Regions from separate parts of the Mus musculus genome. Here regions 1, 2 and 3 are each linked to region 4. Evidence: chromatin loops called from intact Hi-C (ENCODE). Cell type or tissue: gastrocnemius. All regions are shown on one strand. Region 1 overlaps F830045P16Rik (RIKEN cDNA F830045P16 gene). Region 2 has its middle 31 kb from the start of Pdyn. Region 3 has its middle 25 kb from the start of Pdyn. Region 4 has its middle 23 kb from the start of Gm39933.

Region 1 (8,000 bases), 370 kb before region 4:
CAGGGAAATGCAAATCAAAACAACCCTGAGATTCCACCTCACACCAGTCAGAATGGCTAAGATCAAAAATTCAGGTGACAGCAGATGCTGGCGTGGATGTGGAGAAAGAGGAACACTCCTCCATTGTTGGTGGGAGTCCAGGCTTGTACAACCACTCTGGAAATCAGTCTGGCGGTTCCTCAGAAAACTGGACATAGTACTACCGGAGGATCCAGCAATACCTCTCCTGGGCATATATCCAGAAGATGCCCCAACAGGTAAGAAGGACACATGCTCCACTATGTTCATAGCAGCCTTATTTATAATAGCCAGAAGCTGGAAAGAACCTAGATGCCCCTCAACAGAGGAATGGATACAGAAAATGTGGTACATCTATACAATGGAGTACTACTCAGCTATTAAAAAGAATGAATTTATGAAATTCCTAGCCAAATGGATGGACCTGGAGGGCATCATCCTGAGTGAGGTAACACATTCACAAAGAAACTCACACAATATGTATTCACTGATAAGTGGATATTAGCCCCAAACCTAGGATACCCAAGATATAAGATATAATTTGCTAAACACATGAAACTCAAGAAGAATGAAGACTGAAGTGTGGACACTATGCCCCTCCTTAGATTTGGGAACAAAACACCCATGAAAGGAGTTACAGAGACAAAGTTTGGAGCTGAGATGAAAGGATGGACCATGTAGAGACTGCCATATCCAGGGATCCACCCCATAATCAGCATCCAAACGCTGACACCATTGCATACACTAGGAAGATTTTATTGAAAGGACCCAGATGTAGCTGTCTCTTGTGAGACTATGCCGGGGCCTAGCAAACACAGAAGTGGATGCTCACAGTCAGCTAATGGATGGATCATAGGGCTCCCAATGGAGGAGCTAGAGAAAGTACCCAAGGAGCTAAAGGGATCTGCAACCCTATAGGTGGAACAACATTATGAACTAACCAGTACCCCGGAGCTCTTGACTCTAGCTGCATATATATCAAAAGATGGCCTAGTCGGCCATCACTGGAAAGAGAGGCCCATTGGATTGCAAACTTTATATGCCCCAGTACAGGGGAACACCAGGGCCAAAAAGGGGGAGTGGGTGGGCAGGGGAGTGGGGGTGGGTGGATATGGGGGACTTTTGGTATAGCATTGGAAATGTAAATGAGTTAAATACCTAATAAAAAATGGAAAAAAAAAAAAAGAAAACGGACTCTACTTCTCTCAGAAGCAATCAAATGTACGTGCTTCTCAGGTAGGGGTGGCTACCTGCCCTCCTCCATAGTGGATTTTGGTTTGGTTTGAGCTTCTAGAGATCATCTGCATCCTGTCATAATCCTTTTTTAAGGCTTTGATCCAGCCTATTGGGTTTCTGACTGATGAGACTTAGCCCAGCCCCAGGAGCACCAACCTTAGGTGCCAGAGCCGGCCAGAGCACTGCCACCAGAGGGTCTCACTCCTTTCTATTTGCAGGAACTTCCTGAATGGACATGTATGAAGTTGCTGTAACTAAGCTTTCAGAGCAACACTAGACCATTTGTCTCTGAGACCTCTGCAACCCAAAGAGTGATGATCTGTGGGAGGCAAGAAGGCAGTCGGATTTAGCGCAATGTCAGGAGTCTGACCCTGACTGGTTTATTTTAGGCATATTCAAGCACAGCACAATTGGGTGAAAACTTTCCTCCTGATAATTAACTAACTTCCATGTGCACAGCAACTGGGTACATAAGTTTCTTTAAGGAACAAAGTAAGCTAAATAAAGATCGAATGTGACTAACATTGAAACTCTTTGTAAAGTGTATGCAACATCTTTCACAAAGATAGGCTCTGTCGATTGACAAAGATGTCTATGAAAAGGTCCTGGGTAAGGGTCCAGTGTGATCACACAAAAAGCACAAAGTTTATCAGGGTAGAATGCTTGTCCCTCCCCAGCCTTCTGGGGAGATAACAGGTATAGCATTCCTTCCCTTGAAGGAACAACTGTGTGTGCCAGCATTCCAGGTTCCTCTAGTACTTATGTGAGCGCAAGGCCCTCCATGCCTCCAGCATCTCTCCCCATTTTGTTTTTAAAGACAAAGTTGGGACTGTAGTAGAGGCTATGGTTGTATACATCACCTGCATGACTAGTCTAACTATTATAAACAAGCATAACAGAATTATAAGAATATCTAGCAGAGGACCAAGGAAAGAGGAAAGCCATCTAAACCAGGCAGGCACTCAAAGGTCACTTGAGAGATTGTGTTATCTCTTTATGTAGATCATTAATTTGACCATCGAAAGTATGAGAGACATATATCACATTAGAGCAGCACAAACCATGAAATTGTTGACAACCAAGATTATGACTGAACAGCAAATAATATATAGAATTTGCTCTAGTTTGTAAAATTGTGGTTCTCAATTCACCCATTTCTTGGCTAATTTCTGCCAATAGGTTTACTGTAATGTTAGTAGTTTTACTAACCATACAGGCCAGTTTTGAAATTTCTCCTTGCATTCTTGTACTAACTGCCAGTACTAGTAATAAAAAACAAAAACAAAAAACCATAAAAATAATCCCTATTATTGCAAACCAACCTCATACTGTCTCGTAATAGGGTTATGCCTTTCTGACCCCTGACAAAAGGCATTTGGATTCTATATTGACAAGCTGAGAAATAACATGTAATACAGTCAGAAAACCTAGCAGCATCATTTTGGGACTGGTAGTATTGTGTCCTTGTATTCTTCCCAAGGTCTTGACTTGATGAGTTAAAGTCTTACTGTCTCCCCAAGCCAATGCTGTCCAGATGCCCTGGAGCAGGAGCCATCTGAGACTTCATTCATTATCTGGAAAGACTTAAACATAACCCTCCACCCTGATGTTAGAAGAACAGTCGATCATTTCCATTGATGAGTATCTAGATATTTTCATTTAACAAAATTTAACAGACTGTGTTTCCTTTAGGGCAAAATGTTTTGAGGCAGCAAAAACAGCATTGTCATTTAAAATGAAAAAAGTTTAAATAAGCATGGCTAAGTGTAGCATAGTTTGGAATGATTTAGGTGGGTGTATAACACCCCCCCTTTAAAAGTGCCATTTAAGTACTTAATGGTGGTGTTCCACAATAGCTTGTCCCTTTCGATTTTAAGAAATTTCAGTAACACGATTAATATTCCATAAATTGCCAAATTTCTTAAAGCATTTGCTAATATAAGCAGGACCACTCTCAGTGTTAGGTTGGAATGGGAGTCCCGGGAAGGAAAGAGGTAAAATAAACGAATGGTGGCATCCAAAATGTTTGCACGCTTGTGAGCAGAAGCAGCAATACTATTGCAAAAAAAAATCAACTGTTGCATGAACATATTTTAAACTTCCAAATTCTGAGATACAACCAATGTTGTACAGCCAAATGGCATTAGATTTTAATCCTTGAGGATTGATTGCGCCAGCAGAGGGCAGTGAGGTGATAGAGGAGGAAGGGCAGGTTCATAGAGTATGTTGTGCTCGTTCAGGAGGTAAGGAGAATTACTTGCAATGATTTTGCATTTTGATGAAGTTCGTGAGATTTTTGAGTGGCCTGTGAAAAAGCACTAGGGGGCAAGGAGACCACAGCCCATCCTCCTGAGCATCGGTGGATGCCAACAGACTTGGAAAATTAGAAGGAGCAGGATTATGAGTTACAAAAAAAAAAAAAAAAGGTTCGTTATCATATAGATGTCTGAAGGGAAAGAAATAATTGTGGAATAACATTAGCGGTGGTCCTGGGCTTAAGTCTTGCAGTTTCTAAAAGAGAAACCGTTGGAGCACAACATGCAGAGTCAGTTACAATGTTTAATGGCTGAGAACAGTCCAGTAACCAGGGTGGGTACAGTCTTTTCGTTTGTGGAGAATGTGGAATTTGTACATAAGCACAAGTTCCTTGTCCCTCTGAAGAGTGATCTGTAAAAGCATCCAAATGGATCTCTGTGAGATTTGCTAGTTGTGATTTTAGCTAATACTCAAAGAGTGTCTTCAAAAGTAACTTAGAAGGGAGTCTTTAGGGTAATGATTATGTCTGCATCCTGAGTAACATATCAACACCACCTGCCGATCACTATCAGTGTGGAACAAATAATCAGTCTTATTTAATGGCGCAGTGACTTCTGCGGTTTCTTTACCAGTAAGTGGTTTAAGACCCGTCCTTCCCATCATTATGAAGTCTATACTTTCTTGGAAGTAAGAAGTTACAGATAATTATGACATTCATAATTTCTGTAATACCATTACCTTGTTGTTAGATAATGCCAGTAGGCAAAGATGAGGAAGGAAGGATAAATAATTGATAAGGAAGTAAGGGACTAATTCTACAAGCTACCACTTTAGTGGCAGCATTAATTAATAAGTTAATAACTCACTCTGCTTCTGGTGTTATGTATCTTACAAAGTTTGCCTGAGAGTCTCTGGAAAACAACTTTGAAGAGCAGAGCTAAATCCACAGTGCTGATAGTCAGATAAGGACCTGCCAAACTGATATGGCCCCAATTTGGTTTTTGTGTTTTGTAGTTTTCTTTCTGTCTGTTTTTGTTTTTGTTTTTGTCTTGTTTTGTTGTTGTTGATTGAGGAAACATTGTTTGGGACATTCTAAGCAAGAGGATGATGGCAAATTTGTTGATGCATAATAATATCCTAAATAATTGTAAAGTGATTACTTTTTATTTTATCTGAAACTCTGTTTAAATTTTGCTCAGTTTACTTAACACTAAAGTTAAGCTCTTATTTAAGCATTGATTAAATGAACAGGAGAGGAGAGCTTCATTCATATACTGAATGACCAATACCTTGGGAAATTTAACCAGCCCAAGATTAAGTGCTTAATGAGAACAATATTGACACATAGTGGGACTGTTTTTCATCCCTGTGGTAAAACTTTCCACTGATATTGGGTCATTGACTGTTGATTGTTTAGAAACAGACTGTGAAACGTCTCTTATTATCAGGATATAAAGGGATAGAGAAAAGGCCATCTTTTAAGTCATATATAATAATATAATGTCCTTGGGGAATCACAGTAGGAGCAAGGAGCACTTGCAGGAGGCCCCAAGTGCTCTCGTAGTAACATGTGTGCCCCTGAGATCAGGCAACAGTGGAAATTTATTATTTGCCTTTTTATGAGTTACAAAAGTAGGGGAATTCCAGTGACCAACTAAAGGTTCAATGTCCTGGTTGTAATTGTTCCTGCAATAGACGCTGGGCATGTTTTAACTTTTCCCCATAAAGGGGTCATTGATTAATCCATACTGGGTCATCAAAGACCCATTTTACTTCTAAAAGCTGTGTGGATGGCCCCTTGAGCAATAACCGCAATTAGAGGTGTTATACTTTTTTATTATAATTATCAGATGATTCGTTGTAGCAATGATAACCACTGCTTGCATTTGTTGTAATATATCTCTTCCCTATAGATAATATGAAAGTCCTGGGACAATATAAGACTTCACAGGGACACAGGGAGAATCTTAGTCCAATTTAAGACATTAGTACTTTTTAAAGAATCCTGTTGGCCTCCAACACTTGTAAACTCGGGAGGTCAGCTGTGGACGTTATGGTGTGGGGAGCCCTTGTTCTTAATAATAACTGAAAGATCTGTCCCAGTATTTATCATGCTTCTAAAGGAATAGTTGTCCATGTATGTCAACATAGGATACCCATCCTCAGATAGGTCTTGTCCATAAAGCAAGATTTAAAGGGATTTAATCCCCTTGCAATGGACCCCATTTTTCTTCCTGAGTGACTGGATATTGTTTTTGAGTCTGGTTCATCTTTGATTGGGTGAATTTTAACCTTGAGTCTGGGGTTGGGAGTTTAAAGGATTATCATCCTTGTCAAATGTGGAGTGAAGTTCCTTAGCTCAGTGTTTTCCTCTTTGACATCATGGGCAAAGGCAAGGGGCTGGATTACTAGTTTTTTTTTTTTTTTTTGCACTAAATTTTCCAGTGTCCTCTATTCTCCCATTCAAATACAGGTCCCTTCTGAAAAGCTTTTGAATAGCTGCTGCTGTGAGAAGAGCTGCCAGCATTTTGAGTGACTGGTACCCAAGTAAAAAACTCACCATGTTTTGCTGGTGCTATGGCAGCTCCACACTGATTGGTAGTTTCATCAAACTCCAGCTGCCTGATATCTACAGCTTCCCCATGAATTCTTTTCTGGCATAGTGCTCTCCTAACTTGGATAGGAAACTCAGGCCAAGGCTCATTGACCTTCTATTTTAAAATGACCAGAGGACCCACAGTTTCTCCATGATCAGGAGTAGTTCTGTGGGCTTGCAGTGCATAAAAGTGTACTTGGTCAAAATACTGGGCCAAACCATTCATCTGTGTTGGAGTATTATTGTATTAGTCCACTCCCTCGAAGCACGTCTGAACTAATAGGGGCATTATTGCTATGGTTTCTTTCTGTCTGTTCATCACATTCATCATAATATTTTGCTTTCCACATTAAGTATTGTCCTGGGGCTTAGGAAGATTTACTTGTTTATTGTCCCAAGGAGTGACAATATCCCTACTTGAATATTCCCATATCATATCAGTAAATGGAGCACGCATGCCATTGGCAGCAACAGATTTTCTGAAATTCTTTAAAAACTCAAAAGTAAATTGGTAATGTTGACACACATTTGGATCTTGAGGATTTAAAATTACAGACATCAGAGGAGCTGGTATGGTAAGAGGTTCTCTCCAATCATTTTCTTGTTGATTATGTCCCCCATCTTCTCTAAGTAGGCTCTGGAAGGGAGGCGGCATAGACAGGCTTTCTGAATCAGACTGACGAGAATGAATATTGTTTTACTTTGGATATAAATTTGGGGCATTTGAAAGGGGAGGAAGCATAAGAACCTAAATCAGTCTCAATAAACGTAGGAGCAGCAGCCCCTTGCTGAGATGTGTCCAGAGGACCTTCCTCTTGATGGTCTTCCTGGAGGGGATCCAGGCAGTGCATCACTGCAATTGAGATCAAAAAATAATTGACAGGGATTTTATCCCCTCTTCATGGTCTCTTCTCACATTAGCTCCCTACGCATTTCCAATTGGCCACATCGATGGGTCCTTGTTCAGGAAACCAAGGATTGAATTTTACGGTCACTTGTATGAAGCTTCAGAGCTTTTGCTCTGAATATTTTGCTAACAGACGTCTCAATAATGGTATAAAATGCTTTGCTCAGAAGACTGAGATGAGCCCGTATTATTTCACCCTCTCTTATGGTGAAGACTCCTCGGGTGAGAGGACTGAACTCCTGCCTTCCACTCCCACTTAAAGAAAAATTTTCTTACCTTCTCCAAATTGTGTGGTCTCTGCGACCTCCACGTCCAGCAGAGTGATGATCCGTGGGCGGCAAGAGGGCAGGTCTGTTCAGCATGACAGTAGCCGCTATTAGTTCAAACTCTGAGAATCTGACCCCCAAGTGATTTATTTTAAGCATTCTTAAGCACAGTAGAACTTGGTAAAAAAATTTCTCGGTGATAATTAGATCAATCCAGGGTGAAAAATAAAGCTTACAATAAATTTTCTTGAGGAATAAAGTAAGCTAAATGGAGATCAGACGTCTTTCTAAAGTACATGTGATACGTTCATAAGGATGGGTTCTATATTCAATGGAATAGAATTGAAGACACAGAAATGAACCCACACACCTATGGTCACTTGATCTTTGACAAGGGAGCTAAAGCCATCCAGTGGAAAAAAGACAGCATTTTCAACAAATCGTGCTGGCACAACAGAAGGTTTGCATGTAGAAGAATGGGAATTGATCCATTCTTTTTTTTTTTAAATATTTTTATTACATATTTTCCTCAATTACATTTCCAATGCTATCCCAAAAGTCCCCCATACCCTCCCCCCCCACTTCCCTACCCACCCATTCCCATTTTTTTGGCCCTGGCGTCCCCCTGTACTGGGGCATATACAGTTTACGTGTCCAATGGGCCTCTCTTTCCAGTGATGGCCGACTAGGCCATCTTTTGATACATATGCAGCTAGAGTCA
Region 2 (8,000 bases), 140 kb before region 4:
GTGTATAGTGTTAACTATAGATTTGCTAGATATAATGTTAACTATAGGTTTGCTGTATATGTGTCAACTATAGGTATTTTGTATAGTGTTCACTATAGGTTTGCTGTGTATAGTGTTAACTATAGGTTCACTAGATATAATGTTAACTACAGGTTTTCTGTGTATAATGTTGCCTATAGGTTTGCTGGGTATAGTGTTAACTATAGTTTTGCTGTAAATAGTGTTAGCTATAAGTTTGTTGTGTATAACCTTTATTGTTTTGAGGTATGTTTCATCTAGTGTTAATACCTCCAGTACTTTGAAATCATGAAGACATGTTGGAGTTTGTCAAATGCCTTTTCTTTCTTTTTTTTTCTTTAATTTTTTTAAATTAGGTATTTTCCTCATTTACATTTTCAATGCTACCCCAAAAGTCCCCCATATACCCCCCACTCCCCTACCCACCCACTCCTACTTTTTGGCCCTGGCCTTCCCCTGTACTGGGGCATATAAAGTTTGCAAGTCCAATGGGCCTCTCTTTCCAGTGATGGCCAGCTAGGCCATCTTTTGATACATATGCAGCTATATGCAGTCAAGAGCTCCGGGGTACTGGTTAGTTCATATTGTTGTTCCACCTATAGGGTTGCAGATCCCTTTAGCTCCTTGGGTACTTTCTCTAGCTCCTCCATTAGGGGCCCTGTGATCCATCCAATAGTTGACTGTGAGCATCCACTTATGTGTTTGCTAGGCCCCGGCATAGTCTCACAATAGACAGCTATATCAGGGTCCTATCAGCAAAATCTTGCTAGTGTATGCAATGGTGCCAGCGTTTGGAGGCTGATTATGGGATGGATCCCTGGATATGGCAGTCTCTAGATGGTCCATCCTTTTGTCTCATCTCCAAACTTTGTCTCTGTAACTCCTTCCATGGGTGTTTTGTTCCCAACTCTAAGAAGGGGCAAAGTGTCCACACTTTGGTCTTTGTTCTTCTTGAGTTTCATGTGTTTTGCAAATTGTAACTTATATCTTGGGTATTCTAAGTTTCTGGGCTAATATCCACTTATCAGTGAGTACATATCATTTGAGTTCTTTTGTGATTGGGTTACCTCACTCAGGATAATGCCCTCCAGGTCCAACCATTTGCCTAGGAATTTCACAAATTCATTCTTTTTAATAGCTGAGTAGTACTCCATTGTGTAAATGTACCACATTTTCTGTATCCATTCCTCTGTTGAGGGGCATCTTGGTTCTTTCCAGCTTCTGGCTATTATAAATAAGGCTGCTATGAACATAGTGGAGCATGTTTCTTTCTTACTAGTTGGAACATCTTCTGGATATATGCCCAGGAGAGGTATTGCGGGATCCTCCGTTAGTACCATGTCCAATTTTCTGAGGAACCGCCAGACTGATTTCCAGAGTGGTTGTACAAGCTTGCAATCCCACCAACAGTGGAGGAGTGTTCCTCTTTCTCCACATCTTGGCCAGCATCTGCTGTCACCTGAGTATGCCCCTTATCAGGTCGAGTTTTCTGCTTCCCTAATTAATGCAGTCTCAGGTCCCCTGCAATTGGATTGGAGCAGCAGCTGTGTTCCACTCACCAGAGGTCTTAAGATCCCGTGGAGGGTCTTGTAGGTATCTTGCGGGTATCTTGCAGGTGTCAGCTAACTCCGCACCTTAGTTACCCCGGTGCTGGCGGGACCGGAAGGGCATCAAATGCCTTTTCAGCATCAATCAAAATGATTATGTGGTATCTGTCCTTATGTTTATATGATATATTTGTTGATTTATTTATGTTGAAACAATTTTGCTTTTCTTGATTGAATTCCACCCAGTCATAATATATAATCTTTTTTATTTGTTACTGAATTCAGTTTACACTGTTTTATTGAGAATTTTTGCTTCTATGTTCATAAAAAATTGACCTGTAATTTTTTTATTATTGTTGTATAGTAACTGGGGTTTTTTGTATCAAAAAACACTGGTGTTGTGGAAGGAGTTTGGAAGTGTCCCTTCACTTTCTATTTTGTGGAGTAAATTAAAAAACTGGTATGAGCTCCTCCTCTAAAGTCTGACAGAACTCAGCAGTGAAGCTGCCTGTCTGTCTGGTGCCAGGCTTTTTTCTTTTCTTTTTTTTTTTTTTTTTTAGGGGAAGGCTTTGAATTTGAGCTTTGATATCATTGCTTATAATGAGTCTGATTAAGTTATTTATATCTTTTGGATTTTATTTTGGTAGATGATATACATTTTAGAAAATCTACTTCTTTTAGGTTTTCAAGGCCTTTAGAGCATAAATCTTCACAGTAATCTCTCAAAACATCCTGTGCTATAATGGATTCAGTTGGAATGGCATACTTTTGACCGCTAACTTTTGGAAGTCTGTGCCTTCTTTGTGTTTCTTTTGTCAGATTAGTTAAGGATTTGTCTACTCTGCTAACTTTTTAGAAGAACGAACTCTTCGATTGATTTTGTGTATTAGTTTGGGTGGTGGTTGTTGTTTGTCTCTGTTTTATTGATCTCTTTCCTAATCTTTATTATTTTCATTTTGGATTGGCTGCCGGTTGTTCTGTGAGAGCACTGAGGTGCATCATTGGGTCATTAATTTGATAGTTCTCCTATTTCTTTAATGTGAGTGCTTATCACTGTGAATGTTCCTCTGAGGGACTGCCTTGGCTGCATCCAAAAGGACCTGATAGATGGTGTTCTCACTAGCATTTGTCTTTAGGAATTTTTATTTACTTGTTTTTGATTTTGTTTTTTTAGGTTTTTTGTTTGTTTGTTTGTTTTTGAGTTTTTCGAGACAGCGTTTCTCTGTGTAGCCCTGGTTGTACTGAAACTCACTCTGCTCTGCAGACCAGACTGGCCTTGAACTCAGAAATCCGCCTGCCTCTGCCTCTCAAGTGCTGGGATTAAAGGCATGCACCACCACTGCCTAGTATCTTTAGGAATTTTTTATTTTTCTCCCCGATTTCTTGGGTAATCCAATTTAAAGTGTATTGTTTAGTCTACAATTATTTTATGGTGTCTGTAGTTTCTCTAATTGTTGATTCCTAGACTTATTTTGATGTGGTTTGATAGCATATAAGGAATTATCTCAATTATTTTGGATTTTAAAAACAATGTTATTTCCTGTCTGTGTGCAATATTGGAGCACTTGGAGGCCAGCAGAGGGCATTTGATCCCAGAAACTGGAATTACAAATGGTGCTGAGTCATCATTTGGCAGCTGGGAATAGAACCTGAATCCTCTAGAATAGCAGCCAGTGTTCTCAACCACTGAGTCATCTCCACAGCTCCTACTTTGCATTTTTGGCATCCTCACTATGATGTGTCGTGGAGACTTTCTTCTCTGGTCATGTCTGTTTGAAATTCTTTATACCTCTTCTGTCTAGCTGTCTACTTCTTTTCTAAGTTTATGAAGTTTTCTGCTATAATTTCATTAAATTGTATGTCTATTCAATTTGCTTTTTATCTCTACTCCTTTTTCTACACCATGAATTCTCATTAATTTATTAATTTGAGATTTCTCTAATTTTTTATGTAGGTTCTATAAACTTCTGTCTTACAACTGCTTCATTGTGTTCCATAGGTTTTGATGTGTTGTATTTTCATTTTCATTCAATTCTAGGAATTTCTAAATTTTCTTCTTGGTTTAATTTTTGATCCAACTAGTATTTAGCATGTGTTTGATTTCTACAAATTCATGTATTTTCTGTTGTTTTTGTTACTATTGATATCCAGCTTTATTTCATTGTGGCCAGATAGAATTCAGGATATTATTTCAATTTTTCCATATTTGTTGAATATTGCTTTGTTCCCTAATATGTAATCAACTTTGGAGAATGTTTCATGGGTTGCTGAGAAAAATAAGCTCTTTACTGTTGGGTTGAATGTTCTGTAGATATCTGTTAAGCCCTTTGATTTATGATGTCATTTACTTCTATAGTTTCTCTTTTAGCTTATTTTTAGATGATCAGTTTGTAAGAGAGGGGTATTAAAATAACTCATGATCACTCTGCTGGGATACAATGTGATTTGTATTCAACAGTGTTTCTTTCATAGAATTGGGAGTCTCTGTGTTTACTTCATATGTTTTCTGACTTGTTTTCAGTAGAAGTTGATCTTGTCAGATATTAGAATAGCTACACTTACTGTTTCTTAGTTCTATTTGCTTAGAATACATTTTTCTACCCATTTACCCTAAGGAGATATTTGTCTTTGTTGGTTAGGTGTATTCCTCTGAGACGACAAAGAGGCAGATCCTGTTTTCTACTCCAATATGTTAGTCTATATCATCTTACTAGCAGAATAGAGACCATTAATACTCAGTCTTTTTAATAAAAAATGTGTATTAACTCCTGTCTTTTTGGTTCATGACACCTTTCCTTTTTCATCAGAGGTATTAAAGTGTTCAGGATGGGACTAATTCCAAGCAGGGCTGTACTGCAATTTATCCATTTCCCTGATATCTAGGGATACACTGTCTATCCAGGTCTTCTGTTTCTCAAAAGGTCAAAGAACCTTACACAAATTTCCTCTGGTAATATGCCCTGCTATGTCTTTTTTTCCCAGCAAGTAAGGCTGGGATTTTGGAAATTAATATTTTAAAATCATGATAAATAATAAATTCCATTTCTTTTGTAAACCATTTACATTAGAGCTTTTGCTTCCAAACATAAGCATTCTAAGTCATGCACTATATGCTGCCAGATTGTTTTTTAAAAGACGTGCCAACATTTGTAATTAAGGAAAAAAATTTAAAGCTGATATGACAGCTTCTCCTAAGAATTCAGTGATTCTGCACATTGGATGTCACAAAGATGCTAAGATATTGACTTACCCTGGCCCCCACTGAGCTATAAAAAATGAAGTTAATCAGATGTCCTACCCCACCCCCCACCTGGAGGAGCTCATAGACAGGTGAGAAAGTTCTGTTCTAGGAAGGCTCTTTTCATTATAGGTCATCTTTCTCTTGGGCCACTCCATGGTAAGCAGGCTCTTCCACATGGTCACAAGAAGGACATGACAACTTGAGACATGTGTGGTCTTTAGTGCTCATGCCTGTCTCCAGCAAGGTCTATCACCATTCTGGGTTGGCCAGCTTGACTTGTGAGCCCAGTGTTCTAATGCCATGAGAGGCTTGTTCAGGGGACCACAGCCCTCGCTGTTTTGTTCTTTGCTCTTTTCAGTTAGCTCTCTATGAAAACAACCAATGCATTTCCAGCATCATCTGGTCTGCTTTACAGTCCTGTGAGGTGGTAGGCCATTATTTCATCAAATGAAAGCTCGGTTGCTCAACTGTTTATTGTTCTCTGATTTTTAGTGCAATGGCCAGCACATATACTGAAGTGGAAATTTCCAGGATTTTATTTTTTATTTTATTATTATTTTAACAACTCAGACATGTCAAGTGATGTTTTGCTGGAAGCTGTCTTGTGAGAGGGCATGTGGTGTTTTGCTGAAAACAGACACTTGAGAGGGTGCATGATGTTTAGAAAGAATGTGAATGGAACCCCACAAACATTAAGAGGCTCTTGCATTGCTATGCGTGCAATGGTTCACTGGTCTAAGTTGATCTTCACTGGCCTTCACTTCCTAGAGAGAAATGCCCCAAGTACTTCTCATGGTATGCCAGGTGATTCTGTTCATTTCCCCTGACTCGAGTCAATCTAGCAGGGCCTTGCTATTTCTCTTGGATCAAGCTACCACTACAGATTCATGTTTGGTATTTGCTATTGAACTGGATTGCTGATAACCTGACAACAAAGAGTAGAATTTCCCCCAAGGAACTACTTGTAAACAAGTCCACAACACCCTTTTCCTATTAACCTTCTTTCTCCCCTACCTCTGGTCAGTGGGCTAGAAGGGAGGGTGAAGAGTTTAAAAACCCTAAATAAAGTAGGTTTTGAAAAACCTAAGCCTGTAGTATATCTTGAACTAAATCTTTGCAAACAGCCATCTACTGAGTCAAAGAACACACATATTTTTAATGCATTTGATAAATTTTTGGTTAAATTGTTAAGAAAAGTTATAGCAATTCCTTTTCCTGCCTACGCAATTTAAGATTCTTTATTTCTCCAAAACTGAAGTTCCTGGTCCACAATAGTTTAGCTTCTGGCATCTGAGAATAGGAACTAAATGAAAATTAAACACATCGCTGTCAACCAAGAGTTTTGCTCATACAGACCCTAGCTTTGTGGTCCTGCCTTTATGATTGCCACAGACAGGGGTTAGGGTTACTTACTGACAGGTGACCTATCAGGATTCTCTCTCTCTCTCTCTCTCTCTCTCTCTCTCTCTCTCTCTCTCTCTCTCTCTCTCTCTCTCTCGCCCTGGCTGTCCTGGAACTCACTTTGTAGACCAGGCTGGCCTCCAACTCAGAAATCTGCCTGCCTCTGCCTCCCAAGTGCTGGGATTAAAGGTGTGCGCCCCACTGCCCAGCAGGATTGTCTCTGTTACATCCCTGGATCTGCTCAGCGTTTTCATTTATCCATCCAACAACTCAACTCACACTCAACGGTTGCTGAATTTGTCAGCCTGCATAAAGACGCGGGAGGAAGTTTCAGGAAGGAAGGGAGAAGCGTGCCGTGCACTGATGGCCAGTTTCTTAGATCCCCTCCCCCTCAGGACCAAAGTACATCCTCTCCCTGGCCCTGCAGTAGTACATTACCACATCTGGTGCCCTGGGAAGAGTGGGTAGCTGTCTCTCAACCCTCTACAAGCTCGTCAAATTATTTTTCCCAAACAACAGAAAAAAAAATGTTCTCTCTGGCTTTTACTATTAATACATAAGTGACTAAGATATTTCATTTGTAGATAAGAAAACTGATGCTAAAAAGATAACATGCCCAAAGTCCTATGTCTATACAACCCAAGAAACTCTCAACATTATTGTCCTAGCAGCAAAACTCATTCACTTATCTGAGCAGGGGCTATGTATCTGTCCACTGGGTGGGGACATGCCTGCCAGCTTAGCCTTTGAGAGCTAACAGACAGGATTTGCTGAGCGAGGCCAGCCTGGGCCTGGGCCAATCAAAACAAAGCGCAGAAAAAAACAGAACAAAATAAAAAACAAACACGTACTGCTTTTACATCCCATCTTCCCTCTTACACCTTCCTCCTCCTGCTTTGACCTGCATCTTTGAATAAATTAGCAGGTCACAGTCTTCTATCATCCTGATGTCTGCTGCACAAATAGACCATGTTCCTAACTCCTACTCAGGAGACAAAGTTGCCGAGATTTCTCTTTCAATCAGTTGGGGATAGCTTTCTCTTCCTTGGACTCAGAAGGTGTCACATAGTAACACCTCGTGGACAAGGCATCTTGAAACATAACACTGTTTTTTTAAATTGTATTTTAGTGTTTCACAAACTACAGGTTCACTGGAGCACAGCCATGCCAACATGGCATCTAAGGCTGGTATGACCTCGAGACCCCTCCAGCACTCCTTCGTTCAGCCATAGAACAAGGAGACACAGATAAAGTCTGGAGCCGGGCCCAGGTACCTGAGGCTCAGAGATGAGCCCGCAGCGAAGCTGACAACTGACTCATTCCTCCGACACTCTCCCACCCTCCCAGCTAAGGAGGTGTCTGATGTGAACATGTTCTGCCTCTTTGTTGCCTGCTGTTGGGGGCGAGGGCTTTGGGTGGATTTTGAAGAGCAATTATGCTTATTACTGGTTAGGATTTCTCTGTTTGCTGAGTGCATTAACTTTTAGCGCTTCCCATCACTCATTCTTCTTCACACCCTCTTGTCAGTTACAAATGTGCAGGTGGAGAGCCACGAAAAAACCCTGCAGCAACGGCAACAGAAATCACAGCAACAACAACAAATGAACAGAAAGGATAGAAAGCAGATACTCAAAGATGGAGAAAAAGATACTCCCGAGAGGCTTCCGTGGAATTCCTAAGACTTCTCTCTGGTTGTAACTGTTGCAGGACATCTCTCCTTTCAACCAGTCCCAGATAGCTTTCTCTCACTTGGACTCAACCCTTTACATAGTAACATCTTGTGAGTGCGGTGT
Region 3 (8,000 bases), 200 kb before region 4:
TCTGAAATGCTATTTTTCTACACATGCTGTGGCCATGTTAATCTAATCCAAATCAGGCATCCATAGAGATAGTGTGTTGATCTACTTGCCTGTGTTCACGGAATACCTACTGTTTGCCAGATGCTGTGTGGAGTAAAAACTCTAAGAGGGCTCAGTATCTTTGTTCGGGTTTTATTGCTGTGAAGAGATACCATGACCATGATAACTTTTACAAAGGAAAACATTTAATTGGGGCTGGCTTACAGTTTCAGGGGGTCAGTCCATTATCATCACAGCAGGAAGCATGGCAGACATGATGCTGGAGAAGGAGCAGAGAGTTCTATATCTTTATCCACAGGCAGCAGAAGTGAGTGCCACACTAGGCCTATCTTGAGCATATGAGACCTCAGAGCCTGCCCCAACAGTGACACACTTTCTTCAACAAGGCCACACCTACTCCAACAAGGCCACTCCTCCTAATAGTACCATTCCCTATGGGCCAAGCATTGAAACACATAAGTCTATAGAGGCTGTTCCTACTCAAATCACCTACCACACTCAGTCTCCCATATCCTTTGTAATAGCTGCCCTTCCAGTTACTATGATAAAATTCCTCAGGTGGCTTTAAGAAAGGAAGTCTTATCATTACTGTGGCAGAGGAGGCATGGTAGCTAGCTCAGCTCGAGCTGAGGCAGCAGGAGAGTGAGGTAGCTTGCCTCAAACCCCATCTGCAGCCGCAGTCAGCAAACAGACAAAGATGGATGCAGGTGCCCAAGGGCAAACCTCCTTTCCTTCTGATTTGGTTCAGGACCGGCCCCTTGGAATGGTATTGTCTATATTCAGGGTGTGTCTCTCCTCCTCAGTTAAAACCCTGGAAACCCTCTTACAGCCACACTCAGAAGTGCATCCCCCACATGGCAGCCAGGTTGACAATGAAGATCAGCCATCACAGGCTCTCAGCCTGTTGCATGGAGATGGACAGACTCACTAGACCACGGTGAGTGTTGTCCCAGCACCAGCCATAGTTTGAAAGATGAGCACCAGTCTTCTGGAGAGGTAGGAAGGAGCAGGTGCCCTGGGGGAGCTTTGGGAGGCATAGAAGGAAACGTCTAAGATAGAACCTGGGAGAAATAGAAAGTACAGATGAGAAAGAGCTGCGAGTGTCTGCCCAAGGGGCTTGAGTTTAATCCCTGGCCTGGAAAGGAGTTTCACTGAAAGGTATTTTTTCAAGTAGATTATCAGCATCCTAGAGCTTTAGAGAGGCAGCGCAGGAGGCAGAGGAATGTCCGTGTGAGGTTGGGGAGATCCCTGAGAGACAGGGGGATGGCATGGATCACTCAGCTTTGGATTAGGTACACATCAGGCTGACTGACCTGGAGAGAGTGAATGAAGAGTGAAATTGAAAGGCCTGGAAACCTATCAGCATGAGGGGGAAGTAGAAGAGGGGCTGTTGGAGCCTCTTTAGGAGCTATTTCTATAAGGCATCCCTGAAGCCTGGCGTGTAAGCACAGACCAAGGGGTCACCCAGACACTGATTGTGGTGATGACTGGAAAAGAGTGGGCTATCACCAAGAACACTAGAGACAGCCTGGCTGTCTTGCAATACTATATGACTGTTCTCCAGGGGATGCCAGAGTAGGGGTAGGGGAGAGAGAGAGCACAAATCTTGGCCACACAATGTGCAGAGCCCAAAAATTCTTAGAAGGAAATACCTAGGAGAGAAACAGGGCAGAGTCAGGCAGATGGACTTCCACTGTCTCCTGCCAGTCCTTGTGTCTCCAAACTCCTGCCACAGGTCCCCAGTTCCACGGAAGAACTTCTCCAACCACTCCCAAGACTCAAGATCCCTCTAAGCTCCCCCAGTTCCTGCAATCTGACCGCAGTGATGTAGCACCCAATCTTTTCACTCACTATTACTAGACATGAGTAGCCTAGATGCTGGACTGGAATTTAAGCCATGTGTAAACTTCTAGAGTAAATGAGAGGACTCAAAGATGAGATGGAAAGTGGAGGGGGGGACCTGGTGGAAGAATGTGGGAAGGAAAATCAAGGGGAAAGAAGAGGCAGGAAAGCAGGAAGAGATGGAGGGAGGGAAGGAGTGAAAATCCGAGGGGAGGCAGATGGGAGGGAAGAGGAAGGGAAGGAGGGAGGGAGGGAAGGAGCAAGGAGGCAGGACTATGGATAGATACATTTATGGAGGATTGATGGAGGGAGAGAGGGTCAGACAGATAGATACAGTCACAGATAGGTAAGTATATGGACTAGGGGAGGAATAAATGAGAAAGAGGCTGAGTCAATGGGGAGTAGGTGAATATAGGTACAAATGAATGATCAATTAAGCAATTACATAAACGAACAAAAAGATAGGTAATTAAGAGAAGGGATGGATGGAGCTAAGTCCTCTGCTCAGTAGATTTCTCTGTCCTCCCAGACTCCAGGTCAAGCAAGCATACTGTCATTTTGTAGGAGCCCCCATCCCTGGTGACTGATGTCATCTGGTATTATGCTGGCCTGTGGTAGGATAGTGGTAACCCTATCAACTCAGTGGACCAAGAAATCTCTTGTCCCTAATGTTTCTCTTGGTAATTTTGTGCTGGCTGAGCTCCATTCCACTCCTTGATTATGGACCTCTGCTCACACAACTGTAGCCACAACAAAGCCAAGAGGTACAGGCAGGCCCAGGGGGCAGGAAATGAAATAATGTGTATAATGTACGTATGTATTTATACAATGTCCTCAATCATCTCCTCAGAGCTGGCCTTGAGTGTAGTCCATTTTCCAGCTATAGTGACTACCACACCCCTCTATTGAATTGGTCCATATACCCTCAGCCATGAGTGTCCTCGAATAAAAACTGCCTTGTCATCTTTTAATATCACTCAGGGCCACGTTAGTCAAACACCTCAGCATTTATGGTTTATCACCCTTGCTTTCATCGCGGTTATTACTCTAAACTTTCCCTAGAGCTCTGGGCAGAGTACATAACCAAATATCATAGGCTGTTTTAATTTCTAGTCTTATTTTATATGTATGCCTAGTTTGCCTGGATGTATTTGAGTGCACCACACCCATGCCTGACCCAGGGAGGTCAGAGAAGGGCATTGGATCCCCTTGAACTGGAGTTAAAATGGTTGTGAATTACTACTTGAGTACAAGGAACTGAACCGGGTCCTTCACAAAAGCAACAGTTGCTCTCTAACCCTGGAGCCATCTCTGCAGCCCTATTTATCTTCATACTTTTTTTTTAAGTGGAGAAAACTGGAGTGGATGGAGAGGAGCATTGTTTTGTACTTGAGTGAAACTGAAATCCAAAGGTAGTCATCCATGTTCAAGGTCCACAGGTGCGCTCAAGAATTCCAAGCCTGGTTTCCTTTTCTTTGAAACTGGGAAGTTGCTTAATCATTTCTAGCCAAAAAGAAGACAGCATTGAAGAACAAGGTATTTCAACAACAATTACAAAAGCCCAAGGACTTTTCGTCTTAATGCCAATAACTGCCCATTTATAATCAGTGCACTGCTGAGTTCCCTCCTTAAACCCAGAGTTTTTAGTGTTGGAATTTAGATTCTTTTTTTTTCTTTTTTAATATTTTATTAGGTATTTTCCTCATTTACATTTCCAATGCTATCCCAAAAGTCCCCCATACCCTCCCCCCCCCACTCCCCTACCCACCCACTCCCACTTTTTGGCCCTGGCGTTCCCCTGTACTGAGTCATATAAAGTTTGCATGACCAATGGGTCTCTCTTTCCAGTGATGGCTGACTAGGCCATCTTTTGATACATATGCAGCTAGAGACAAGAGCTCTGGGGGTACTGGTTAGTTCATAATGTTGTTGCACCTACAGGGTTGCAGATCTCTTTAGCTCCTTGGGTACTTTCTCTAGCTCCTCCATTGGGGGCCCTGTGATCCATCCAATAGCTGACTGTGAGCATCCACTTATGTGTTTGCTAGGCCGGGCATAGTCTCACAAGAGACAGCTATATCAGGGTCCTTTCAGCAAAATTTTGCTAGTGTATTCAATGGTGTCAGCGTTTGGAGGCTGATTATGGGATGGATCCCTGGATATGGCAGTCTCTAGATGGTCCATCCTTTTGTCTCAGCTCCAAACTTTGGAATTTAGATTCTTAAGCCTACCCAGATGGTGACAAAACTCCCCCGAGTGTGTTGATCCCGGTGACCACAAGGGGGCGCGCCCAGATCAGATACCGCTGGCTTCAGCCACCTGGCTTGTTACTGCCCCCTGCGGTGGATGCATCTTTGCTCTAGAGCTTAGATAGTGTACCCCAAGGTGATTATGCCCAAGTCCCCAAGCACCTGTGGAGACTGTAGCAAAGGAGCAGGATTGTTTTTGAGACTTATCAAGAGCTTCATAAAGCACACTGGATTTCTGGAGAGGACGCTAAAAGTAAATCCAGGACCTACTGTATGCCTGGACTTCATGTATCTCAACTCTACATAGACACAGGGCTTGTGGGGAAGGGCGCAGTCTAGGGAGGGAAAGAGCCTAAGCGTTGAGTAGGAGGGTGACTACCAGTCCAGTTTTCTTGGCAGCCAGCCCTGCTTTCACGGAGTGAAAACAAGAAAGTGGTCTCAGCTGTCGCCTAGCTCCGAGCCAGATTCTACACAGGGCTGTGGCCTGGGAGTGAGGTTGTGGTTTCTGGAGAAGACAGCAGCTGGATGAGCACCGGGTGTCAATATAGGAAGCAGCAGTGTCCCTACCAGGAACTGGCACTACAACGGTGACGATTGCTTCTGATTTTTATTAGGGCAGAAATGTCCCCTCCCAGGCAGAGAGCCTAGGGGTAATCTGGAAACTGTCCTCTGTTCAAAGACCCCCTCAGGACTTCCGTGGCTGTCCCAACTCTCATTCTTATACAGGTGTACCTTCAGATCCTTTCCTCCAAAACAAAGTCTCCAGTGAAGAGCAATGTGTTCGTTTGGGAGGTAGAGACGGCAAGGTGGGTCTGGGCTGCCTCCTGTGCCTGCCCATCCGCTTACCCCCATGTCTGCCTGCACCTGTGCCTGCCCATCCGCGTACCCCCATGTCTGCCTGCACCTGTGCCTGCCCATCCGCTTACCCCCATGTCTGCCTGCACCTGCGCACTGCACCTGCCTGCACCTACCCCCTGTGCCTGTCTGTACCTGCTAGTGCCTGCCAGCTGTACCTACCTGTGCCTACCCTCTGTGCCTGTCTATACATGTCTGTCTCTGTCTGGGTGTCCCTGTACCTGTCTGTCTGTACCTATATCTGCCCCGTACCTGCTTCCTGTGCCTGTTCCCTGCATTCTCTTCCCATTCTGTTGTTGCTAGCCAATTCCAGGTCCTTAAAGTTCCCCACCCAGGCTGGCAGAGTGTGAGCCTAAGGGACAAGCAGGAACTTTGTTACCTCCAAGCCCAGCTTACTTCTGCATGGGATCAGAGATGTCATGAGGCAAAGAGTCTTGTTATTTAATTTGAAACAAAGTACTTGTTATTTAATTAAGAGTCAGAGCCTTGCAATTGCTTCTTGAGAAAAACCTCCCAGTTGTCCTTGAGCCTTTAAGTTCAATTTTCAAAACTTGGTCTGTTTCTTTGCAGTCACTTTCAAGGGACTTTTGATTAATAGTCAACACCATTAAAACTATCTATCCCCTTTGCAAGTGTGGGTAATTAAATTATCCTCAACATTTAACACAGGACTTACTAATTTAATGTACTCGGTTTCATTTTTAAACACTTTCCTTATTTGCCCTAACAAGCAAAACTTTCCAGAGTTTAAAGCACGTTGGAACATCCAATTTAAGACCTTAAAGTGTAGTGAATCTCAGGACCTCTGGTACATCACACCAGTGGTCACAGGTCCTCAACAGAAAACCGACAAGTCTATAATCAATTACAAATTTCAAATTAGAGTCGTAGGCTAATTTGTTCATTCTCTATGCTGAAGCGCCCCATTGTCGTGAATACTTTACATCTCAAATGCCTACGTGTGCGAGGTTAAAAGGCATTTGCCCAAGAAAGAGAAAAGCTCTCCATCTTGTGGGAGTTACCACCCTTTATAGTTCCATGTGCAACAAAGCCAATACCCATGGTTCCCTGCCTGACCATTTGGTTACATGAAACCAAGATGGTACTTCCCAGCATCCCTTGTAACAAAGTGAATATGTGGCCAAGATCTGGCCAGTGAGGTTTAAGCAGAAATATTGTATGACTGCTTCCAGAACACCTTCTGAACACATAACTACTATATGTGTCCTCCCCACTCTATTTTAGCCGTTCCTCCATCTTGCCCCTTGACCATAGACATCATGGTTGAACTTCTGTCACTATTAGTCCTAGGAGACTAAGTGCAATGTGAGGATGCAGGATCCTGGAATTCTGGTAGCTTTGTAGAGCAGTCTGAGATTACCTTGTAAGACCATTCCCTCCTGGGAATGTGGTCTTGCCTTCTTGCCTCCTCCCGCTCTGTGGACTTGCCCGTGACTTGCTTTCATCAATTACATGTGGCAAAACCAGCACTGGGTGTTGTCTGAGGCAGCATTCACATTTGCCTGCTTGTAGTGCTGACTGGAAATGTCATGCTCGATTGGAAACTGGTCTAACCTGCTGGAAGATGAGGGACCCTGGCCCAAGCATATACCATCAGGAGATGTAGTGACTGCCTGTGGAGTCCCCCAGCTCTGCAGCCCTCCATTTCCGTCCAGGTAAAAACCCTCAGAGAGTTACTCCTCAGCGCACATAATTGTTTTCAGCCATTGAGTTTTATGACGGCTTATGCAGCAAAAGCTAAACAGAGCAGGGTCATAAGCTGCCCCAGCCTCACTTTTCTGAGAGCTTTAAGCCATTTTTGTTTAGGGTCTTGGATACATTGTATCCTGATACACCCGTGGGCTGCGCTGAGCTGCTTTGATGGGCAGGGTGTTCTCTCTTGCTGCAGAGCCTTTTTCAAATGGTTGCCATGTCAACAAAGGACTCCATTTTCTCTAAAGAAGTGGCTCTTGTGGATGGCTGGGTTCTGGCCATCTCATTAACTCTGTGTAATCTGAGACTACAGTACCCATCCCCAACCCCTGCCTTGCCCTCCCTCTACCCACTAGGAAGTCACCTGGCTTCCTTCACTAATTTCCTTACTGCCTAATTGAGTTATGAAGCTCTTTTAGCCCTTGCTGTCTGCCCAGGCTAGGACTCTGATAGATACGGCAGACATCTTGAACTCCACATCTTTCCCCTCTCTGTGTTCTATTATTCCCAAAGTCAGGTCAGACCAGGAATGCAAGCTTCCTCCTGCTCCCAGCCTCTGTTTCTTTAGCTTTCAGATACAACCTAGATTCTGACATAGTGTGGTTGTTGGGACATGACTCAGGTTTTCTACATAAACACTGTGATGTTAGAGACCCAGGGAGCTTTCTGGAGCCTGGGCCATGATGCCCCAGTAGCTTGATAGCTGTTGAGTCAATGGGATTCTCCAAGTCTTCATCCCCGTGCTCGCCTGGTGGTCTGAATACTCCGACTCAGATCGCCAAGCATCCATGCCGCCCTAGGCATTGCCCCCTCACATCTCCATGCCACCCACGTAGTACCAGGCACTCCTCACTCCTTATGATTCTCCCTTGGCTCTATCATGGCTGGCCCCTTTGCTCTCCTTCAGGTCTTACGCTAAATGCTGTTCCCTTGAGAGTGCTCCCCTGACCACATGTAGAATTTGCTCATTCCGCCTCACTTCAAAAGGATTATCAGGGATTAGAGAGGTGGCTCGGGGGTTAAACACTTACTGCTCTTATAGAGGACCTGGGTTGGGTTCACAACACCCATGTGGCAGCTCATTCCTGCCTGTAACTCCACACCTCCTCTGAACTCCAGGATACATGAGGTGGCACCCATAAACTCACACAAGCTCATGCACAAATGTAAATTTAAAAAAATTAAAGTAATGACATAATATAGTGACAACTTTAATAATAATTAAAGATCTTAGTTGTAAATTTATGTTCCCACAAAAAAAAAACAAGATGCCCTTCAGTGTATACATGGAGTAACTAGAGA
Region 4 (8,000 bases):
TGCAAGAGGCTTTATTGTCAGCTAGCTGAGGACGAACTCCTTTCGCTGCGCAGAGCAGGGGAGTTCGACCCCAGTAGGGGGCTTTTAACAGCTAGCTGAGGAATTGGGAGGAAAGTTGGGAGTTGGGAGGAGTTTGGCTACAGCTCTTCTCTAGCGGGTGTCCTTGTCACAGGGAGCCAAGCAAGTGCCTGGCTAGGTCTCCCCACAATCATCACATCTCTGTTTGTAAGGTACAGAAACAAAAAGGCTTTTTGCTGGCTATAGAGAACAAAGAGCTTCTCTCTGGCTGTATTTTAGAGATCAGGGAAAACAAGCTTGGGGAATGTCCAGGGGCTTTACCTTTCTGGGAGAAACGCTTTAAGTCGAGGTCTCACAGTTTCTGGGAATTGAACTCAGGACCACTGGAAGAGCAGTCAGTGCTCTTAACTACTGAGCCATCTCTCCAGCCCAACTACCCAGTTCTTAACCTCTCAGGTGTGAGACAAGTGTAGTTACTGTTTTAACATAAGCTGATTAGTACATTGTGTGTATGTGTGTATACACATATATAATTTATCAAACGTATTCATCCCATTGGTTCCATGGTTAGCTAAAAGTGATCGATGCTCCTATTTCATAGATCATGAAACTTCATGTCTTCCTGTTGCTGAACGCCTGATGAGTGTCAAACATGGCGGTGGGGAATTGCTGTCAACAATATAGACTTGGTCCCAAAAGTTAACATTCTAGTTGATGAGGAACCTGGCAATAAAGAGTGGATCATCAACTCTGTGTTCTGTTCTGTGAACACAGAGTGCTGAGGTGGAGGGAGCAGGGAGAAAGGACAGAGGCCACTCAGCTCCTACATCTGGGCTGAGAGAAAATCCGAGTGCTGCTGTTAAAGGGAGCCATTCACACTGGCTGCTGCAGAGTCCCTATTGGGGAGCTGCATCCACTGACAGCCTATTGTCACTTCCCATTCCCTCCCCCAGGACAGAGGGGGCATGGAGTTGGGGAAAGGTCATGAACCCTGACTTCTTATCCTGGCTGTGACACCCAAATAAAACGACACTTTGCAGAGGAAGGACATTGGAGTCTCATTTGTGCCCTCATCCCCGTTCACTTCTCCTGGCAGGTCCCTCCGAGAGGCTTCTGTGACACTCTAGGCGCCACCTGCAAACCACAGGTACATAAAGGATCCCTGTACTCATTGTGCTAGGACAGCGAATCTGAGCTCTAACCTCTACTTGCTGTATGAGCCTGGGTCTCACATTTGACCTCTTTTGAACCATCTGCCACCTCTCCAGTGGGATAGGAATTAGGAGATAAATCTGGGCTCTCCAGTAACCATTCCAGATTTGCTCTGTGTTTTGGGGACCCCCAGTTCTTCTCTGGGTGCCAAAGCTGTTGATAGAGCGGGCACTCTTATTCTAGCCTCTAATGAATCTGCTTCTCTAGGGGTGCGCCAATTCATAGAGCCCGAAGAATGTCCCCCTCTCCAATCAACCTTAATGCAAGTAACAAATCCAGGATGCTGTTGACAATTCCACACCCCAGAAATAGGCTAGAGTGGGTGGTTGACCTTGAGACAGGGCCTGAGCTGAGGCCTGTTGCTTGGCAACAGCCCCTATCACCTACCCTTTAGAAATGCCATGTGATTTTCCTATCTTCAGGCCTCTAGCAGGAAGGGATCTGCCTGCAAAGTCCTTCACCTTCCAACTTGCCAGCTTGTTTGCCAGTAAAATTCATTTGTTTCTGTCCGTGTGTGTGTGTGTGTGTGTGTGTGTGTGTGCGCACGCGCACACACACACACACACACACACACACACACTTACATTTAATTTTAGGTAAATATCAAATAATGTAATTCCCTAGGTTTTCAAACATCCTGAGTGTTATTTATCTCCCCCCTTCCTTCCTCTGTATTGTCCTCTCTCCTCTGTCCCCATTTAAAGCACTCCTCCCACTTTTCCCATCCTCCTTACCTGTATCGCGCTCTTCCCTTCTCTAGAGCCCCCCCATCTATGGTCCCTTTTTACTTTCCTGGTGTTTGTGCTTCCTCAAGACTGTGTACTCACGTCCAAAGATTTGGAGGTAGGATCCACGAATAAGAGAGAATGCGTGGCATTTGTCTTTCTGGGTCTGCGTTACTGCCCTCAATATGATCTGTTCTCGTTCCATCCATTGGCCAGTAAATGTCATGATTTCATTTCTCTGTGCCGACTAATGCGCCGTGCTGTCCACGGACTGCCTTCTCGTTATTCACTCTTCCTCTGAAGGGCATGAAGATTGTTTTCATTTCCTGGCTATTGTGAATGGAGCAGCAGTGGCTGAGCCAGTGTCTGTGGACTGGGATGTCAGGTCCTCTGTGGACTGGGATGTCAGGTCCTCTGGGCTTATTGCCGAGAAGTGTCATAGCTGGGATGTATGGTAGACTTTATTTTTAGCCTTTTGAGCCTTCTCCACACTGATTCCCAGCATGGCTGCACCTGTTGGCCGTCTCGCCATCAGTGAATGGGGCTTCCCTCCTCTCAGCACCTTTGCCTGCATTTGTTCTTTGCCACTTTTTTTTTTAATCTAGCCATTCTAGGGCAAGATGAAATCTCAAAGTGGTTTTAGTTTGCATTCCTCTAATTGCTAAGAATGATGAACATTTTTTGGAGATATTTCTTAGACGTTTTTATTTTGTTTTTTGAGAACTCTGTTCCAATGCATAGCCCACCCCCACTCCCCCACCCTCCCAATTGGGCCATTTGTTTCCTTGCCTCTGCTTTTGAGTTCTTATATGTTCTGATCATTAATGCATAGATGTGGTGTGCCGGATGTATACCTGGCAGAGATTCTCTTCCACTCTGTGGTCTTCCCCTTCTCTCAGTCGATTGTTTCCTTGGCCACACAGAAGCTTTTGAGTTTTAAGCGTCCCCATTTGTTAGTCATTGGCCTTAATTTCTGGGCAAATAGAGTCGTGCTCAGCAAGCCCCTTCCCACACATATGTCCTGTAGGTTCTGTCTGTAATCTTCCAGGGTTCAGGCTTCACAGTGAGGCCTTTTGTTCATTTGGCCTGAATTTGTCTACTGAGTCATAGGTGTGTTTCTAAATTCAGTCTTTTATGTATGGAGATGCGGTTGTCCCAGGTCCACTGTTTGAAGATGTTCCCCACCCCCACCCCCACCCCCACTGTGTGCTTTTTGCCATCTTTGTCAAATACCAGATGGCTGTAGTTACATGTACTCGGGTTGGGTCTTCTGTTTTGTCCCGCTGATCTCCAAGTCTTTTTCTGCCAGTACCGTGCTGCTTTGATGACTGTAGCTCTGTAATAAATCTAGAATGCCAACCTCCCCAGCATTGGTCCCCCTCCCCGAAAAGCTGAAGACTGCTTTGGCAATGTGGGGTCTTTTGTGGTTCCATATGAATTTTTTTTCTTTCTGTTTTTGCAAAGAATGACATAGGGATTTGGTTGCATTTAATCTGCAAATGGCTTTTGGTACTATGGTCATTTTCATAATAGGAATTCTACCAATCCATGAGTACAGGAGGTCTTTGCATCTTAACATGTCGTCCTCAATCTGTTCTTTCAGAAATGTAAAGTTTTCCATTGTAGAGATCTCTCACCTTCTTGGTTAGGTTTATTCCAGGTATGGGATGATTTGTGTTGGGGGTGGGAGGCATTTAACTTTCCTGGGCTGTGTGCCACAGGTTGGATACACACGTTCTACACAAAGCAATGTTTCTTTCATGTACACTCAATCATAGGCTCAGATTTTCTCCCGCACATTTGCAAGCACCCAGGCACACACACTCTATCCATGGCTTGCCTATTTACATCCGCCTTAGACTGCCTGGCACTCAGAACCAGGGATGCTGCCGCCCTCTCCTGGAAAGATTTGGGAAGTGCACCCGGGGTCTTGCCAGGAAGTGCTTGGTTGCAAACCTCATTCTAATCTTAATTCACCTTTACAGGTGTGGATGATTTCTGCTCACTGTGTCCCCCAAGGCCCCTTCAAGGGGTCTCTACCATTTCCAAGATTCCTTTCCTGACTGTGACATTTGGTTCTGGCCCTGGACATCAGGGGGGGGGGGGAGTTCTAGCCAGATTTGGAAAAGGAAGGAGGGAAGAATTGGTAAATTGACTTAGGCAAGTAAGATAATTTGGCTCTTTACCTCTCCAAGACTGAGTTTCAGAATTATCAGCGAGGTTTGGCAGAATTTCTGTGCAAGTGTTATTCTTATAGTCACAGGTTCTGAATAAGATGTGAAAGGCACTGGCTGTCAGAACGACCTCGAATTTTTTCCCCTCCAGTTCACACGGAGCCACTGAGAATGTCTGGGCAAGACAGGAACAGAAGAGCCTTGTTTTGGAAAGATTAACTGGACCGTGCACATTGTTCATTCGTTTGTGTAACAAGCAGTGCTTTTTAAAAATATCTTGGCCAGGCTGTGGAATGCAGTAGTGACCGGATGGAGGTGCTATTAGCTTCCATGTAACTCCGAGCCTAGGAGCAATGGCGGGGGTGGGGTGTGTGTGGGAGACCCAGATAGGGCATCACTTCAGTCCTAGGTGAGCCCTTGGTGATATGAGGTTCACAAAAGAGCCCCAGCTCTTGCCCGGATAAGCCCTGTGGGGGAGCAGAAGTGAATCAGCTCAGCTGTGGTTTAAGTATAGATCTCAGAGCAGGACAGTGCCTGGTGCTCCCTGACTTCCCGCTCCATAAAATGAGAAAACAGCCTGGCCCATTTAGGAGCTGCATCTGTTGATTTTCCTTTTCCAGACCCAATCAAATAACATGCAAATAGATGCAAGAGGTCCTAAGTCAGGGTACAGCAAACGAGCACAGCATGGCCTGCCTGCTGCAATTACAGTCAACAGCATCTAGGATGTGACCAACATGAGTGATGATTTGCTGTCGGTTGCATAATCACCGAGGGACCAGATGAGGAGACTCAGAAACCTCAACAAGCTGTCTGGGGAGGTGCACTCCCGAGCAGGTGTCTGCTGCACAGGCTCGCTGCATTCAGGAAGCAACACAAAGATGAGGCCGGACTTCTTCCTCAGGCAGGGATGGAGTATCCAGTCATTCTCTGAAGATGTGTATAATAGGTTTGATGTTTCGGGGCTTGGTCCTCCCCGAGGCCACTGGGTAGCTGTGCAAGTTCCAACTAGCCACTTCTCAGTTGTTTTGTCCCCCACCCCCGGCCTCCACAGAGTCCAGAGACAAGGAAGGACAGAAGCCATGAAAGTGTCCTGGGTTGGACTCCTCAGAAGTTGACCTTGAGACAAGGATTCCTGTGAAAGTGACTCAGACGGAATCATTCTCTGGGACAGTGACTTAAGCTGAACCATCCCCGAGAAGTGGAGGGTAGGTGGTTAGAAGTGAAGGAGGGGACCAAGCATGGTGTGCCACTTCCAAATCCTACTTTGGATCTGCTCTGCCAAGGGTCATGCCTTAAAGCCATCACATTTATAGGGCTAGGGCATGGGGGAATAAGACCCCTGTTCACCTCAGTGACTGATGGCAATAAACTGTCTCCCAGGTATGCTTCCCACACACGGGCAAAGCTGGGGCCATCAGGAGATGCATTCTGATTGACTGCATTGAGAGCATTTTGGCAGCTGCTGTGTGCTCTGCACACCATGGCACACAAAGGGTTGTCACTCCCAGAGGGCAAGTGCTTTCCAAGCTGTGAAAAGCTGCACTTGTGTTGGGAGACTCACCTCGCTTCATGAGTCTGTTTCTTCCTGGGAAAGAGATTGCATCAACACACTGGGGTTGGCATGAAGACAGAGCTACTGAGAGCTGCATGTCTTCTGTGGTTCCTGTCTGTTGTACAAGTCTGAATCTGTGCCTACCTGAATGTCCCTGGGTCCCCGTGTCTGTGTGTGTTCATGTGTGTGTGTGTCTGTACTGGCTAGTTTTGTGTCAACTTGACACAGCTGGAGTTATCACAGCGAAAGGAGCTTCAGTCGAGGAAATGCCTCCATGAGATCCAACTGTAAGGCATTTTCTCAATTAGTGATCAAGGGTGAAAGACCCCTTGTGGGTGGGACCATCTCTGGGCTGGTAGTCTTGGGTTCTATAAGAGAGCAGGCTGAGCAAGCCAGTAAGGAACATCCCTCCATGGCCTCTGCATCAGCTCCTGCTTCCTGACCTGCTTGAGTTCCTGTCCTGACTTTCTTGGTGATGAACAGCAGTATGGAAGTGTAAGCCGAATAAACCCATTCCTCCCCAACTTGCTTCTTGGTCATGATGTTTGTGCAGGAATAGAAACCCTGACTAAGACAGTGTCTAACAAAGGGCTTCTGCCCTGTATATATTGAACAGCACAGAAAGCATCACACGGGGAAGAAGTGGGATACTTTATACAAATCTTCAACCGAGTTTTACAAAGAGTTAAGTCGCTGATTCCAACTGGCCCAGATAACAAGCAGTACAAGTATCATTGCTCATCACCGTAGTCATGCTGTCCTCAACACTCAGTTAGGGCTACTCATTTAAAAGGTTGCTTTGAACCTATGTCTGATGTTTTCAGCCAATGATTATCATAACATGCTAACAAACATATATACATTGCTCTCTGGGTCAGGGACATGGAAGAGTACATGGAAGATTATGATTATGTGTTATTAGCCTAGGTTGTAAATCTCATTATGTGGGAAATCCAAGGCAAGTCAGGTTGGTTGTTACATTGTTGTCTTAAAGTCAGTTTTTACATTGTTCTCTTAAAGACAGGTTAAACAAGCCGGTTGAGTACACAGTAGAATATCAGCCTTAAGTCTTATATGATCCTAAAGTATATTAACAGGCTGTAAGAGATTAGACTGGAAGAGATTATAATAATGTATTGCCACATATACTAAGCAGTTTGCACTCTTCTTGCCTCATGCACACAAACACACACACACACACACCCCTCATCTCAGTGCTCACTGTAGATCCCATTCTACGCAGGACACATACACAATCTGTAGGGCCTAGTGCAAAATGAAAATGTACAGTGCTCATCCAAAGAAATACTTTAAGAATTCTAAGACAGCTGCAACAAGGATTAAGCTAAATGTACGATACTTCTAAAGGCAGGACTTTATAAAAGTTTAGATTCTATGCTGGTGAGGCCAGTCCTGTTCTAGGCCATTGCCCTAGTGTCTGAACTCTGGGTCTCCTCTAGGCCCCCAACATGTTCTGTGTTCCTGATTCAGTACTGATTGCATGCAATTAACTGTATTTCTTTTCCTACCAGACTCTAAGTACCAGGGGGAAAGGCTCCCATCTGTCTTGCTTTGGGGATGTCCTAGATGCCTGGCACACAGCATAGCACATCAGGCATTCTATAAATATTTGTCAAACTGGGATTCACTGCACAAATAATTTGTTCAACAAATAAATGTCCCAGAGCTTCTGATATGCCAGCCAGAACTCTCAAAAAATTGATTATATCCATGAACCAAAGACTCCCATAGACTTCCCATTCTAGGAAGAGAGACACCAGACATGTCTTCTGGCAGATTCTGGCAGAAGACGACTCTGGGGGTAGGACGTGAGTATGAGTGGATTGTTTGGGAAGGATAAGGAATGCCCACAGAGGGACTGGAGAAGGCTACTTCTGTTTTCAATGGGGCTGAACTCCAGTGGAGGAATCTAGAGGATTGCAGTAGTTCACTTTATATGTTAACTCGATTGGGTTAATGTCCAGGCAGCTGACAGAGCCTGTTTCTTGATGTGTCTGTGAGGGTGTTTCTGAACATCATCGACCTCACGATTGCTGTTTAAGGGCAGTGAGAAACTAACCAACCAGCCAACCAAAGGAAGAATGGCTCACCTTAACTTGAGCATCACCCTCTGCTCCTGAACGCTGGCACTCCTGTTTTCCCAACAGTCCAGGTCCATTTTGTGTTACTTTTTTTTTTTTTAACCGACTTGCTTTAATCTATAGTCTGGGAGCTAGACAGGGACATGAGGGAAGGGGCGGGATAGGAGTCTAGGAGAGCAAGATGAGCATCATTGTGCTGGCTGCACAAGAGTCT

Evidence for each region. Hi-C counts contacts between places; a loop is a spot of excess contacts. Peaks named below come from ENCODE experiments on the same cell type or tissue, not always from the same donor. Only the 100,000 strongest peaks of a DNase experiment are listed, where the experiment ranks them.
Region 1: it touches region 4 in a loop (5-fold over the local background); 17 of 42 quality-filtered maps call a loop at or near these places.
Region 2: a loop joins it to region 4, with 4 times the contacts of the local background. A loop is called at or near these places in 7 of 42 quality-filtered maps.
Region 3: a loop joins it to region 4, with 10 times the contacts of the local background. A loop is called at or near these places in 41 of 42 quality-filtered maps.

The regions. Positions count from the first base shown.
Region 1 is chr2:129,499,390-129,507,389 of GRCm38, forward strand. All of the region lies in intron 1 of F830045P16Rik (RIKEN cDNA F830045P16 gene), which reads right to left. The region is part of intron 2 of Gm14040 (predicted gene 14040); the gene reads right to left. Among named protein-coding and RNA genes, the nearest start is that of Gm14040, 12 kb to the right of the region's middle. In gastrocnemius, a CTCF peak has its summit at 3,427 (motif pointing right); a DNase peak (open chromatin) is centred at 3,436.
Region 2 is chr2:129,726,679-129,734,678 of GRCm38, forward strand. No RefSeq gene overlaps it. Among named protein-coding and RNA genes, the nearest start is that of Pdyn, 31 kb to the left of the region's middle. In gastrocnemius, a CTCF peak has its summit at 3,121 (motif pointing right); no DNase peak of the experiment used is centred here.
Region 3 is chr2:129,670,925-129,678,924 of GRCm38, forward strand. No RefSeq gene overlaps it. Among named protein-coding and RNA genes, the nearest start is that of Pdyn, 25 kb to the right of the region's middle. In gastrocnemius, a CTCF peak has its summit at 4,181 (motif pointing right); DNase peaks (open chromatin) are centred at 4,183, 4,545 and 5,006.
Region 4 is chr2:129,869,870-129,877,869 of GRCm38, forward strand. No RefSeq gene overlaps it. Among named protein-coding and RNA genes, the nearest start is that of Gm39933, 23 kb to the right of the region's middle. In gastrocnemius, no CTCF peak of the experiment used is centred here; DNase peaks (open chromatin) are centred at 3,853, 4,320 and 4,452.